Linked DNA regions of Homo sapiens: region 1 is linked to region 2. A link is a loop called in an ENCODE intact Hi-C map of the cell type or tissue named here. Cell type or tissue: mammary epithelial cell. All regions are shown on one strand.

Region 1 (8,000 bases), 59 kb before region 2:
GCACTCCAGGGCTCAAGTGATTCTCCCAAGTAGCTGGGACTACACTTGCGTGCCACCATTTAAAATTTTTTGTAGAGATGCAGTCTCGCCATGTTGCTCAGGCTGGCAAGTGATCCTCCCAAAGCGTTGGGATTACAGGCATGAGCCCCTGCACCTGGCCCGGTTGTGGACTTACATCACAGCGCACGTGTCCTTTTACTCACTGAGGAACAGTTGGGTTCCTTTAGATGCTGATTCTTCAGTGGGTCTGTGTGTTGCAAATGCATCCTGCCAGCCCTAGGCTTTTCTTTCCCTTTGTTAACAATGTATTTGGTTGTATATACCATTTAAGTTTAATGTCATATTTATGAAAAATTTCCCTTAAATGGCTTGTCTTTTTTTGGGTGTGTATCTGGTTTAAGAAAATTTTCTGTCTCTCATGGTGTTAATGATATATTCTTAGAGTTTCTTCCAAAAGTTTAAAAAAGTTTTGCTTTCCAGATGGAATTTATTTCTATGTATGGTATAATGAAAAGATACAATTTTTTTTTCAATTTGGATGACCAGTTTTTCAGCACTCTAACTTTTTTTATTATAGTAAAATACACATAACATAAAAATAACAATTTTAACCATTGTAAGTGTACAGTTCTGTAGCATGAAATACATTCACATTGTTGCACAGCCATCACCACTGTCTCCAGAGCTTTTTCATCATCCCCAACTGAAACTCTGTACCCCTTAAACACCAGCTCCCCATTCTTCCCTCAGCGCCTGGCAACCACCATTCTACTTTCTGTCTCTATGAATTCGACTACTCTAGGTACCTCATATGAATGGAATCATTACAATATTTGCCCTTTTGTATCTGGCTGATTTCACTTAGTATAATGTCCTTAAAGTTCATTCATATTGTAGCATGTGTGAAAATTTCCTTTTTAAGGCTGAATAATATTCCATGGTATGAATATACCACATTTTGTTTATTCATTCATTGATGGACATTTGGGTTGTTTCCCCGTTTTGGCCATTACAAGGAGTGCTGCTATGAACATTGGTATCTGTATGTCTGTTTAAGTCTCTGTTTCCATTTCTTTTGTGTATGTACTCAAGTGCAATTGTCAGTAATACAGTTTTTAAAACAATATACATAATGGAATAAAAATAGATTAACACAATTTTGACCAATGTGGCTGAATAGTATGGAGTTTCCATATACCCACTCTTTCCCATATGGTTTCTCCTATTATTAACATCTTGCATTAGTATGCTACATTTATTATAATTGATAAACTAATATTGATACATTGTTGTTAAAGTTCATGATTTAGAGTTCACTCTTTGTATTGTATAGTTCTATGGGTTTTGACAAGTGCGTAATGTCATGTATCATTTACATGGCATGACTGCATGCTACAACCCTGCAAGGGGCTCACTTGTAAAATACTCAACAGTACAGACAGAATAAATGTCATTACATGGCTATAGTTTTACCTTTTCCAGAGTTGGAAATGTCATAGATTTGGAATCATGTAGTATGGAGCCTACTCAGATTGGCTTCTTTTGCTTAGCAGTATGCATTTAAGTTTCCTCTAAGTCTTTTTTGCGACTTGATAGCTCATTTCTTTTTTTTATTTTTATTTTTTGAGACTGAGTCTCACTCTGTGGCCCAGGCTGGAGTGCAGTGGCGCGATCTCGGCTCACTGCGAGCTCTGCCTCCCGGATTCACACCATTCTCCTGCCTCAGCCTCCCGAGTAGCTGGGACTACAGGCGTCCGCCACCATGCCTGGCTAATTTTTTGTATTTTTAGTAGAGACGGGGTTTCACCATGTTAACCAGGATGGTCTCGATCTCCTGACCTCATGATCCGCCTGCCTTGGCCTCCCAAAGTGCTGGGATTACATGCGTGAGCCACCGCGTCCGGCCAGCTCATTTCTTTTTAGCGCCGAATGATAATATTCCTTTTTATGGAAGCACCACAGTTTGTTTATTCGTTCACCTACTGAAGGACATCTTGGTTGCTTCTAGTTTTTGGCAATTTTTGAATAAAACTGCTATAAACATCCGTGTGCAGGTTTTTGTGTAGACATTAAATTTGTAACTCACTTGGGAAAATACCTAGGAGAGTGATTGCTGGGTCGAATGGTAAGAATATATCAAGCTTTGTAGGAAACTATTAAACTATCTTTCAAAGTGACTGTATCATTTGCATTCCCAATAATTTTTAAAATTTATGTCCAAGTACCCTAAATGTACTTATATAATAAGTATGTCAGACTGTTCTGTAAAGTTAAACTTCACCTGGAATAATATTTAGTCATTGGTTTTGTTGGCTGTCTTTCTTGCAGTGTATCTCTTCATGTGTTTTGAAGTACAGACTTTTTTTTTTGAGATGGAGTCTGGCTCTGTCGCCTAGGGTGGAATACAGTGGCATGATCTCAGCTCACTGCAGCCTCTGCCTCTACCTCCCAGGTTCAAGCGATTCTCCTGCCTCAGCCTCCCGAGTAGCTGGGATTATAGGCACCCGCCACCACGCCTGGCTAATTTTTGTATTTTTAGTAGAGACAGGGTTTCACCATGTTGGCCAGGCTGGTCTCAAACTCCTGACCTCAAGTGATTCGCCTGCCACAGCCTCCCAAAGTGTTGGGATTAAAGACGTGAGCCACCACACCCAGCCAAATTACAGACCCATTTTCAGAGTGAGTGCTTTTGATTTTGTTTTCTTTTCTTTTTTTTTTTTTTAATTTTGTTTTCTTCTGTGCCCACTGTCCTCTGTGTGGTGATATTTCAGGTGCTTCAGCTGACCTACTGGGCCTCAGTCTAGAATCAGATATGATAATTGTGGGTCAAGGGTCCTGCCCTTTGAGTTAATTGGGCTATTTTCGATCCTCTCATAGAGTATGGTCCTGAGGCTGTTTATATCTTCCCACTTATCTAAGCCTAGAGTATTAGATAAACTGTAGTTCTAGGCAGAGATTGGCAGCAGTATTTTTTAGCTTCCTTTCAGCTCCAGCATCATTGCTGGCCTTGAGCAGTGGGTCTGGCCCAGATATCTCCGTTTCTTCATCCTCCTTTGCTTTCTGTCATTACTACCTGCAGGAAGTGCACACCTGGTCTAGACTCCGGATCCAGCAAGCCTAGAGCTTCAGTCCTGCTTGCAACTTTGTGTATCTATTCTGTTTCTCCAAATAGAGGTTTATCTTGTTTTTGAGCCTAATTAAAAAAAATTGTTAAAAAATATTTTATCCATTATTGTGTATTTAGAGCAGAGAGGATGCATCAAAGAATGTACTTACTGGCCACTTTCTAGAAGATTTAATTAGCCAAGCTCCTTTCTCAACTTTATACAAAGACTTTTTTCTTTGTTATGGCATTGCCTAGGCCTTCCAGTACAAGAATAAGTATAATAATGGGCATTTTAATCTTTTTCCTGAGTGGTAATGTTTCCAGTGTTTCACTGTTAGATATGATGTTTACTGTTGGTTTTTGGAAGATGTCTTTTGTCAATTTAAGGAAGTTTTCTTCTGTTCTTGGTAAATATTTTTAATTGGGTGTTGAATTTTATGGAGGCCTTTTTTTGGGGCATTTCTTGAAATTATTTTTTCCCTTCTTTAACATGTCAAGAATAGGACAGATCTCTCTGAGTTGTAGGTAACTGAGAGAAACAGATGTATATGATTTACTTGTTAATTCACTTTTAACAAAAAACCTCACAACCTTTAAAGAAAACACATTTTAAACTTGAATTTTTGTATACTAACATTATATATAAGTTAAAATAGGGCTGAAATGCTGTAGTAATCAGGTTTGGACTAAATATCATCGTAACTTCACTATATTTGAATAGTACCTAATAATATCAATAATAGTAGCTAACATTTATTGGGCTCTTACTGGATGCCATTGTGCTAAATGCTTTACATGATATTGATTTAAGAGTTACCACAGCCCCGTGAGGTTATTTAGCTACTCAGAACTCTTTGTTGTAGTGGAGTGCAGTTACTGAATTTTTTTATTGGAACCTAGAGAACTCTCTCAGATTTGTAAAAAGCAAATCTTTAAGGTTTTATGAACATTTATTTTCCCTGGCCTTTTTTTTTTTTTTTTAAATCTGAAAGAGAAGAGAAAAGAAGTATTAAAGGAAGAATATTTGAGAATTTTTCTGAAATAAGCAAGGAAGTTCTCTTTCAATAAAGTTTGGCTTGTTGTAACTAAGTGTTAATGAGAGTCTTAGTCATCACTAACTTTTTTTTTTTTTGAGACGGAGTCTTGCTCTGTCATCCAGGCTGGAGTGCAGTGGCACGATCTCAGCTCATTGTAACCTCTACCTCCTGGGTTCAAGGGATTCTCTTGCCTCAGCCTCCCAAGTAGCTGGGACTATAGGCGCATGTCACCATATCTGGCTATTTTTTTCTATTTTTATTAGAGACTGGGTTTCATTGTGTTAGCCAGGATGGTCTCCATCTCCTGACCTCGTGATCCACCCGCCTCAGCCTCCCAAGGTGCTGGGATTACAGGCATGAGCCACCGCGCCTGGCCCCTCACTGACTTCTTAATTAAATGGACATCCAAAGAAAAACTGACAGGGAGATGGTGGGAGGTGGTGAACTTACATAAGAAATTTCAATACTTGGATGCTTTGACGTAGCTGAGAGCTGGCAGGGTTAAGAAATTAACAAAAAGATGGAAAGGAAATAAAGGCTATTTAACACAAAGGCATGTACAGAGACATCCTGGAGACACTTCCAAAGCCTTCTCTCCTTTTCCTTTAGTCTTTACTGTGGGAGTTACGTAACTTCTGCGTGTAGACGTAGTCCAGGTGTGAAACACTCTATTTTCTATGAATAGAACAGAGTGTAAGAACTAACAAGGATCCAAACTTTTTGCTGCACTCTCTTCAGATCCTACTTAGCTCCATGATTTAAGGTCTGATCCAGCACCACAGTTTTGGGACCTGTGTTCTTTCCTTATTCCTTGAGGCCTCATGTTGCCCTGGAGGGGGCGATGTGACACAATAGAAAGAAAATGGGCTCTAGCGCTTTAGCATCGTCATGGTCAACTCCGCAGATTCCTAGCTTTGCAACTTCAGGCCAAGTTACCTGACCACTTAGACTTTAGTTTCCTCTCTACTTCTAACACCCCTAATCCTGAAAATCTCCTCAAGCTCAGCACGGTCTTGTCTTCTCACCTACTTTTAAAAAGAGCAATAGTCTCCAAAGTGGGAGGTATGTAAAATGATCCTCTAGGCAGGGTGTTACAAGAAAATATGAGCAATCAAGTTTTACCAGTATTTGACCCATAGGTTGACACTTTACTTCATCTGTGTGTCTGATGATGTCTGTCACGTACGGTAAGCTAGGGAACCCCACCGCCTGGAGGGGCTGATACTGTGATCCTCCTTATTTACCTGCTTATATTGTTTTAGCACATGTTTTAGTTCACCTCTGCTGGGTTTAGTGGTCTTTCAGATCATATTACCTGATTTGAATAAAATGAACTTTGCTAAATAGACAGATGGCTCACAAAGATTCCTGCAAAGAAAATGCAGATTGAAGTTTCAGAGTCAGCAGAAGATTGAAGTAATAATACAAATACACGTGAACAGCCAGAAAGAAACAGAGTGGATACTTCTATTTATATTATGAACTTGTCAGTCAAATGCATAATATAAAAACAATGGTGATCTCATCAGATTGATGAAAAAGCAGTAATAAAAAATAGCTTAGAATTACTAAAAATACTATTTAAAATATGGACTTATATACACTGTTGAGTACATTGTACCTGAAGGTATTTACTAATGATATTATGGGCTAATCTTATAAATTGAGATATTTAAAAACTAAATATTCAGAATATAAAGACAGACTTATTGATGTTTTTCAGTGATTGTCAGTCATAATCCAGTACCTTAAAATTTTATTAAGGTTAATAATACATTTTTAGAAGTTCCTTTTGAGGTTTAGGAATAAAAGACAAAAAGTCATAAACTCTTGTTCTTCTTGTTTGGTAACAGTGGCTGAAATGATATATAGATAAATAATTTGAGTTTGGTGTAAAACTGAAAAGTATCCTGTATTAGCAACTGTTGTTGAGATACTGGTAGAACACGTTGCTGAAGATTTTGAAATGATGGCTATTGTACCAAATTTTAGAGTTCATGGGAGTTCATGTATATTTGGATAAAAGTACAGAGCTTATGGTATTTGGTATACTCTGTTTCAATAATAAAATATATGGAAATATATGGAGAACTGTGCTCCCCACCCCCGCTAAAACACTCAGGATAAGACTTACCAGAGAATTTACTAAAAGTAGATGATCTAAAATGTTATAAAGAAATAGTACATATAAAGCATAAAGAATAATATATTGTTCAACCATTGTGGAAGATGGTGTGGGGATTCCTCGAGGATCTAGAACCAGAAATAACGTTTGACCCAGCAATCCCATTACTGGGTATATACCCAAAGGGTTATAAATCATTCTCCTATAAAGACACATGCACATTGTGTTTATTGCAGCACTATTTACAATAGCGAAGACTTGGAACCAACCCAAATGCCCATTAATAATAGAACGGATAAAGAAAATATGGCACATACACACCATCGAATGCTGTGCAGCCATAAAAAAAGAATGAGTTCATGTCCTTGCAGGGACATGGATGAAGCTGGAAGCCATCATTCTCAGCAGACCAACACAGGAACAGAAAACAGAATACCGCATGTTCTCACTCATAAGTGGGAGTTGAACAGTGAGAACACATGGATACAGGGAAGGGAACAACACACACAGGGGCCTGTTGGGGGGTGGGGGCCAAGGGGAGGGAGAGCATTAGGACAAATACCTAATGCATGCAGGGCTTAAAACTTAGATGGCGGGTCAATAGGTGCAGCAGACCACCATGGCACATGTATACCCATGTAACAAGCCTGCACGTTCTGCACATGTATCGCAGAACTTAAAGTAAAATTAAAAAAATATGTTTCCACTTAAGTAAATGGAGCACAAAAAAAGAAGACTATATTGTACCTAGAACCCAGCCTAAGAAAGAAAATATAGCCAGTGGAGTTGGTATACCTCTGCGGTCATAATTCTGTTTCCATCCCCAGAGATACTCTCTTTTCTGAATTTGATGATTACCATTTCCATATACTTCTTTATACTTTTGCTGTGTGTGTGTGTGTGTGTGTGTGTGTTTGTGTGTGTGTGTGTGTGTGTGTGTGTGTATTTGTATATTTGTATGTTATATTCAGGGCCAGGGCCAGGGTGAGATGAGGAGGCACCTAGGTCCCCAATGTAAGGAGCCCCTCAGCCATGGGCTTGCATGACCCCCAGGGTGATGCTTCCTTAAATTTTGTGCCCCAGGTACCTCGTTCACATCACCATAGTCCCAGTCCTGCTTCTGTTAATATGCATGTTTTTAAGCTTTATGGAAATAATATTATTTTTTATGTATTCTCTTGTAACTTTTTTCACTTAATATTGTGAAATTGATCCATCTCGATAAATGTAGCCCTGCTTTATTCTGTTGTGCGATTGACTATACTATAATTTTATTTTCCCATGCTTCTGTTGATGGACATTTAGGTTGTTTCTGATTTTGTGTTTAGAAACAATATCATCATAAGCATTCTTGTATGTGTCTCCTCAGGACATAGTTGTAAAAAGGGAATTTCTGGGTAATTAGATACATCCATTTGTTTTTTTTGTTTTTTTTTTTTTGAGACGGAGTCTCGCTCTGTCACCCAGGCTGGCGTGCAGTGACACAATCTCAGCTCCTTGCAGCCTCCACCTCCTGGGTTCAAGCAGTTCTCCTGCCTCAGCCTCCCGAGTAGCTGGGACTACAGGCGCCCACGACCATGCCCAGCTAATTTTTTGTATTTTTAGTAGAGACGGGGTTTCACCATGTAGGGCAGGCTGGTCTCCAACTCCTGACCTTAGGTAATCCACCTGCCTCAGCCTCCCAAAATACTGGGATTACAGGTGGGAGCCACTGCGCCTGGCCTATATCCAT
Region 2 (8,000 bases):
TCATACAACAGAATGCTGCATAGCAGGATGAACTAATATATGTAACAACATAAAAAATCTTGTAGATATTTTGTTGAGTGAAAGAAGCCAGACACAAAAGAGTGCATACTGTAAGATTCCATTTGTATGAAGTTCAATTGCTGCCAAATCTGACCTATGATACTAGAAGTCAGGATAGATGTTACTGGGCTGGGTGCAGTGGCTCACGCCTGCAATCCCAGCACTTTGGGAGGCCGAGGTGGGTGGATCACCTGAAGTCAGGAGTTCTAAACCAGCCTGGCCAACATCGTGAAACCCTGTATCTACTAAAAATAAAAAGATTATCTGGGCATGGTGGTGTGCACCTGTAATCCCAGCTACTCGGGAGGCTAAGGCACGAGAATCACTTGAACCCAAGAGGTGGAAGTTACAGTGAGCCAAGATCACACCACTGCACTCCAGCCTGGGCAACAGAGAGAGATTCTGTCTCAAAAAAAAAAAAGGATAGAAGTTACCACGGTGGGAAGTGGGTTTAGGAAAGAGGTGCTTCTGGGTGCTAGTAATGTTCTGTCTTTTGACCTGAGTGCTGGTTAGTTACCTGGGTATTTATTTTGTGAAAGTTCATTCAGTGAACTTTAAATGTTCATGAGGGAACATTTTGTGAAAGTTCATTCATGAATTATGCACTTTTCTATAGGTTCATTATACTTTAATGAAAAGTTAAAAAGGATACCATACAGAATTAACTAAAGGCATAATCGTTGATCATGGTTAGAGCTTAAAATTATATAAAACCAGAGAGATTACTTACTTTTTCCTGGCACATATACTCTCTCTCTCTTTAAAGTGATCATTTAAAAAGTAATCAATTATGAAAGTGATAAATATTACATTACAAAATAAAAGGAAGTGTAGCTAAACTATTTCTTTAAAAATCTTTCAAGCCAGGTGTGGTGGCATGTGCCTGTGGTCCCAGCTACTCAGGAGGCGAAGGTGGGAGGATTGTTTGAGCCCAGGAGGTTGAGGCTGCAGTGTGCTGTGATCACGCCACTGTATTTCAGCCTGGGCGACAGAGGGAGACCCTGTCTCAAAACAAAACAAGACAACAACAAAAAAAATATAGTTCACCTAAGTCAGACTTCACACTGCTTAGACTGAGGACAGTCTTTGGAAACAGTAACTTATGACATCTACAAAATTTATCTCATTATTTTTGAGATTTCTGTTCCTTTTATTATTAATTAAGGTCAGTGTCTTTTCATGCACTTAATAGTCATTTGTATTTCTTCCATGTCTATTTTGTGTATGTGAATGCAGCTTCCCTTTTTCTCTTGTGTCTTTTTTTCTTTTCTTTTTATAAAGTTGATTTGTTTTGGGTCAGTGGTTCTCAATTCTGGCTGTTTTGAATCACTTGGGGAACTCCTAAGAATTACCAGTGTCAACGCCCCACCCTAGGCCAAATAATTAGGATCTCTAAGGGTTGGGCCTAAGCCTTGGTATTTTTAATTTTGTGTGTGTGTGTGTGTGTGTGTGTGTGTGTGTGTGTGTGTGTGTGTGTGTACATTCTATTATGGAAATGTTTATGCATAGCAACATATATAACAAGTTTTTTTTTTTTTTTTGAAAGAGTTTCGCTCTTGTTGCCCAGGCAACAAGAGATGATGCTATCTCAGCTCACTGCAACCTCCGCCTCCTGGGTTCAAGCAATTTTCCTGCCTCAGCCTTCTGAGTAGCTGGGATTACAGGCATGCGCCACCACACCTGGCTAATTTTGTATTTTTAGTAGAGACGGAGTTTCTTCATGTTGGTCAGGCTGGTCTTGAACTCCCGACCTCAGGTGATCTGCCTGCCTCGGCCTCCCAAAGTGCTGGGATTACAGGCGTGAGCCACTGTACCCGGCCCATCAGGCATTCTTAATCCCACTCTGGACTTCAGCAATAGTTTCTTTTGTTGCTTCATCTTTGTGGGCCACTTTACTTCAGGTTAGAAGCTGTATCCATCAGAGTTCTTAGTTGTAAGTAATAGATACCATCTCTGGCTAATTAATTAAAAGGGTGACCCACAGATTCTGTAAGTAGGTTGGGAAAGTAGGCTTGAAAACTACACTGCTAGGAACATAGTGCAAAATGATTGCACAGAACTCTCATGAAGACACCTCTCTGGCCACAGACCTTGCTGCTTGTGCTCCAAACACCACTGATGCTGGGCTCTGGGTGCTGCCCCAAGAATCATTATCTCTGCTGCCCCAGAACACTGAATGTAGCTGCCCCTACTGCTGCCATCCCCACTAGGTGGATTCTTCTGGAGTTCCTGCTTCTCCAAGTTAATATTTACCCCCTTGAAATCTAGCATAGTGCATTTTATTGGTGGAGCTCTGTTATGTGCCCCTATCCTAGTTTCAGAGAAAGATGAGAAAGCAAATATATGTTTTTTTTTCCTTCTTTGTACTTTAGTAGTGGAAAGTCTACTTGTCCCATAAGGTAGGGTGTGCTTAAATGTAGACTCAGCTTTCAAGTGCTTGGTGTCAAAAAAGAAAGTCCACTGTAAAAGCTCTGTATCAGTCTTAGAAACCCATTCCTTTTAACCTAATGATCTATCTTATAACCACTAGCTTTTCTTACATAATGCAGTAGATATTTGATGCAGGAATATGCCTTATTTATGGGTGCCATATTGCTTTGTACATGGAGCTGTATCTTTATTTCTGAAGAACAATATATTTTAAAAACCCCATTCTAATTTTAGCTAGTTGCAGTCATTCCTATTTTGTTTTATGAATAAACTCAAGGAGATGTTATAGTTAAAAGCTCAACTGTAACAAATATTGATATTTCCTGGTGGTGTTTTCACAGATAATTTTCTAGCGTATAGGCTATTTGCCTTTTTTCAGGTGTGATCTTTCTGTATATAAAGACAGTGTGGAAAATGGGAAACACTGTATTAGAACCATTGTGGATATAAATAGGATGATACATTCTTTTTCTAAACAAAGAAGGTATAGCTCTCATTATTGCAAAAGTGTTTTACTCTAAGTTACAATGAAACATTGTGAACACAAGCTTTTAAAAATTAACACAAAAAGCACATTCTTGGCTTACCTGTGATAACTTTAACAACCAACTAGTGAAGTTTTTATCTGCTGTGAAACCAGGGCATAGTTGAGTGAATGAAGCCGTGGACACTTTGGGTCAGGGGCCTCGGTGATATTGTCTTGGTTCTGCTGGTGGTGTGCAGCATTACCTTAGGTGATTCATTTATGTTCTTCTACATTTCGTCTTTCCAGTTCCTAAAGAAGAATTAATGTTACTATCCCTTCCTCTTCACTTTTCTTACAGTGGTGTATTAGAAGATCTGAGACAGGTGTGATTGAGCTTCTTAGAATAAACACGTGGTAACATAAAGGTTGTTACAGTAAAAACAAAGATGAATGTACTATAAAATCTTCATAGTAAGATGCACCCTGTTGTTTAGTATGTAACAAGAAACCATTGTTGTAATATCCTGATGTAAGGTTATGTTTCTGAATTATATTCAAACCAGGTGGCCCCTCAGTTTTGAATACTTAAGAACTACAGCTGTGGATTTAATGGGTTTAATTAATAGGAAATTCACTTCAGGTTCATCCATTTGACCTCTGCTACATAGCCAACAGAAATTACATAGAATGTTTCTAAAACTTCCAGAAAATTCAGGCTAGCTTTAGCATTCTTCACCTAGCATAGGTGAAGTCTTAATTCTACAAATGAAAAAAAAAAAATCCAGGGTTTCTAAATGTGGTAAAATTGTAACAGACAAGGTCAGGAATCAACTTACTGGGTTGCTCAGTATTTAGTGATACATTCGAGTCCTTTTGTGGTTTCAGATAGCAATTATTTCTAATATAATTTATTTTGCAGTGAGGGCCGAGGCAAGTTGACGGTATTTTCAGTTAAAGCTATGTTAGCAACCATGTGTGGTGGAAAAATGCTGGACAAATTGAGATGTAAGTATTTTCATATTATTTGAAAAATGCCATTTTCAAATTAGGACTTTTAAATGAATATTGTCAGAATTTTGAATGATGTTATATTGAGCTTTTAAAAAAATTACCATGTCACTCACGCTGCAGCAGCTGGCTCACAGTAGGTGAGTTATGCCACCTACTGTTCAGATGGAAAAGTTGGTTAATTTAATTTATTGTTAGTCCTTTTTAGTGAGAAAATGGAAAAGACTCAGAATCATAATGCTGACATTTAAAAACTTATTTTAGAAATGTTTTCCACATTATTAAAATTATGCTTGAAAATGATTATATTGAGAACTTTTAGTTAAAGTAAATTTGATTGCTTTTACTGAGTTCGGTCTGGTTTAGCTCTTAATAACTCCATTCTTCATCAGGTGATGTTTGCTGTGATTACATTATTCCTTACTACTCTAGAGTCAGCCACAGTTATTTAGAAGCTGATGACCTGTTTTTTTAAAAAAATTCCTGTTATCTTTGCTAATTTTTTTTTAACCATTAGTCATTTTGGCATTTTACCATTCATTAGATACTATAAGAAGGTGATTAGATGAAATCAAAAGAGATGAAATTCACAACTATTTAATTTTGCTGCTTATGGTTTTTATTTATTCAGTTATTAGTTATTAACTCCCTAAGATATGCCAAGAATTGTGCTAGGTGCTTTACATGTATTTTCTCATGGAATCCTTAAAATTCCTTTGAGCAGCAGGTGATATTTTCTTCATTTTATCGATGAGTTAACCAAGGGGGCAAAGCTGGGGTTTTAACTCAGATGTCAGAGCCCTGTTCTGAGCTATGTGATTGTGCTCCCCTGTGCTAGTGCTGTAGCAGGAGACACACGTGTAATTTCAGTACAGTGTTCAGAGTGCCATAAAGCAGTAGCCACAGAGTAGGAAACTGGATGCCAGCTTTCAAGGGATGAGACTGAAGTCTTAATGAGGTAGTGTGGTAGTGTGGTACCCTGTGAGCCCGGATTTGGATGACTGAGTCCTTGCAATATTCCTCCATGCCCTTTTTTTTTTTAAATTGAAAGATACAGAGGTTTGATCAGATTCAAGTATTAATACAAGTTTTTCGGCAAGATTACTTCATAGGTGTATTTGTTTTTTGTGCTTTTTCTTACTTTACCATGACACTGAAAGTTGGAAAGCTAGATGGCCCATTAGATATAGATTTAGATATTCCAAAGAAAGATCTTAATGTATTTGGTCAACTGTTATCCAGTTTATCTTCATTTCAAAGTTAGCTGCAATATAGAACATGTTTTTGGTAATAAGAATTATGGTTTTATTTAAATATTCTTCTGAGGTTTTTCACATGGTATATCCCAAAATATTCTTTGGGCTGAAATTCCTTTTATATTTTTGTAAAATATAAAAATATGTTTTTCTGAGGAAGATAATATGTATGAAAGTATATTTCATCAAACACAAAGAAAAGTTGTAGTCTTGTCTAATTTTTAATGATGCTGATACCAGATAAAGAATATATATACCATCTTTATTAATATTGGGGAGACTGGTTGAAAAATACAGTAGTAGAAAAATACATTAGCAGAAAATTAACTGTATTCTAGATGACTCTGGAATCTTTAAATTTCTTTAAAGTCTACTATATTTACATAGAGCCAGCTCACCTGGCATATGGTAAATACTTAAAATTTTGTCAAATGTAAATTGTTGATTGAATAATAAAATTACTCCAGTTCTGCGTTATAACTGTTAGTGAAAAGGCGCAAATTCTAGTTCTCGGTTTGGAAGGGATCCAGGTGATAGCAGTTTTTTTGATGTGGCTTCTGAACTTTTTGGAGGAACACGAAGTGACCAAGATTGAAGTGGTGCAAAAGCCCACGGGCCAAGCCAAAGGTGACATGTCAGCATGCTCAGGACCCCAAGTCATTGCAATAGTGTTTGGATGGCTGTGATACAGACTGTGCTGGGTTACCAATCACTGTGTTTATCTGATTCAAGTAGATTTCAAGTGTGGTTTATCTTTTCCTTGCTAAAAATTATAGTTTCTCTGCTAGTTGTAGGTCTGTTTCATTATTTTTGTTGTACTGTAATTATCTTGGCTTGGGCTTGAGATGTTCAACATAAGTAAAATACTTGGGTAGGGAAGCCTATCTCTACTTTTTAATCTTCCAAGGTGGAAAACACTTTAAAATGTGGCTTGCCCCTTCCATTTTAAACAGAACTTGGCTGGGTGCAGTGGCTCATGCCTGTCATCCCAGCACTTTGGGAGGCTGAGGTGGGAGGATCACTTGAGGCCAGGAGTTTGAGACCAGCCTGGGCAACGTAGTGAGACTGTGTATCTATAAAAGCAATTTTAAGGCCGGGTGCAGTGGCTCCCGCCTGTAATCCCAGCACTTTGGGAGGTTGGGGTGGATCACCTGAGGCCAGGAGTTTGAGACCAGCCTGGCCAACATGGTGAAACCTTGTCTCTACTAAAAATACAAAAATTAGCTGGGCATGGTGGCACATGCCTATAATCCCAGCTACTCGGGAGGCTGAGGCAGAATTGCTTGAGCCCAGGAGATGGAGGTTGTAGTGAGCCAAGAGCATGCCACTGCACTCTAGCCTGGCCGACGGAGTGAGACTGTCTCAAAAAAATAAATAAATAAAAATAAAAGTAATTTAAAAAGTTAGTTTGGCATGGCAGTACATACCTGAGGTCCCAGCTCCTCAGGAAGCTGAGCCAGGAGGATCACTTGAGGCTAGAAGTTCGAGGCTGCAGTGAGCTATGGTCATGTCACTGCACTGCAGCCTGGGTAGTGGAGTGAGACTGTCTCAAGAAAAGAAAGAGAGAGAGAGAGAGAAAGAAGGGAGAGAGAGAAAAAAAAGAAAAGAAAGAAACGAGAACTCACTGATTATACTTTTAACATTTTCATCTCTTAAGGATGCCATTTTCTGATGCATTTAGGATTTAGGGCTGATTGTGAAGCTTGGTTTGTCTACTCCTCCTATTTTGAGACTATTATGCTTTTTCAGTTCTTGAGTTTTTTGTTGTTGTTGGTGGTGGTGGTGGTGGTGGCGGCAGTGGTTTGTGTATGTCCTTTATCACTGGCAAATATGATGTTATGTGTTTTTGGTGCTCCACTCTCTGGAAATCTCTCCTTGCTTCTGACTTACTACTTTTAATATGCTACGGACAGAGAAGTAATAACCAAACCTCTTAGCATTCTATTTAAAATAAGGATTTAAAGTGATTGTTATGAGAGAAGCACTTGAGCTTGTGTAGTATGATTGTTAGCTTTGGCTATTTTCAGAACCTTTCCCTCCTTGTTTTCTGGTTCTCAGCAATGTCCTACTTAGTTGAGGTGGCTGAATAATTGTGCAGCCAAAAGAGAGAAGTAACACTGTATTGTAACAGCAAATGATCTTTGATTGTTTATTCACTTTCTCATACCTAATTATTCCATTGTTTTGGTTCTTCTTGTTTGCTCCAACCTCCTTCTACTGACTGGACTCTCTGTTGTTACCTCTATTAATGCTCCTGTTATATTAAGTTTTCTCATTTATGGAATGTTTTAGCATTTCTACTTTTTTTTTTCTGCTTTGATCTTCCTGCTTTTTACTTTCTTAGAATTTTTCCTATGATTTTCTCCTCTCTACCTTTTTTATTTGACATGGGGTTTTTGGTTTTAGTATCAAGATAGCATTTGAATGACTGAACAAATATTTGTACTTTCTGTTTAAAACATTTCTTAGATTTTTCAGATTTGTCTTAAGAGAGTTTCTGTCTCCAGGTAGCATTCATTTACAGAGATGGTTCATTGTTGTGGCCATTAGAGACTATGTCCTAGATTCGGAGGTAACTTTTATCAGGATTCTAAATACCAATGATTTATAATCGGAATATGGACTTTAATTAAAAGCACAATCAAAATTCAGTAATGTCAGAAACCCAAAATATAACTCAAGGAAACAAAATTTGTAGACTGTAAAGCCCATTATGTATTAAAACATGCTTAATTATCAATTAATTTGACTGTGCAATTTATTTACTTTAATTCTGCTAT

The links. A loop is a pair of places that touch in the nucleus more often than their neighbours do. Peaks named below come from ENCODE experiments on the same cell type or tissue, not always from the same donor. Only the 100,000 strongest peaks of a DNase experiment are listed, where the experiment ranks them.
Region 1: it touches region 2 in a loop (14-fold over the local background); 81 of 110 quality-filtered maps call a loop at or near these places.

Annotation. Positions count from the first base shown.
Region 1 is chr2:25,661,864-25,669,863 of GRCh38, reverse strand. All of the region lies in intron 1 of DTNB (dystrobrevin beta), which reads left to right. Among named protein-coding and RNA genes, the nearest start is that of DTNB, 7.7 kb to the left of the region's middle. In mammary epithelial cell, a CTCF peak has its summit at 4,980 (motif pointing right); a DNase peak (open chromatin) is centred at 4,993; H3K27ac peaks cover 336 bases.
Region 2 is chr2:25,603,197-25,611,196 of GRCh38, reverse strand. It overlaps DTNB (dystrobrevin beta), which reads left to right. Exons shown (of 21, transcript NM_021907.5): 5 at 3,876-3,961. Among named protein-coding and RNA genes, the nearest start is that of DTNB, 66 kb to the left of the region's middle. RefSeq lists a silencer at 6,386-6,619. In mammary epithelial cell, a CTCF peak has its summit at 4,109 (motif pointing left); no DNase peak of the experiment used is centred here.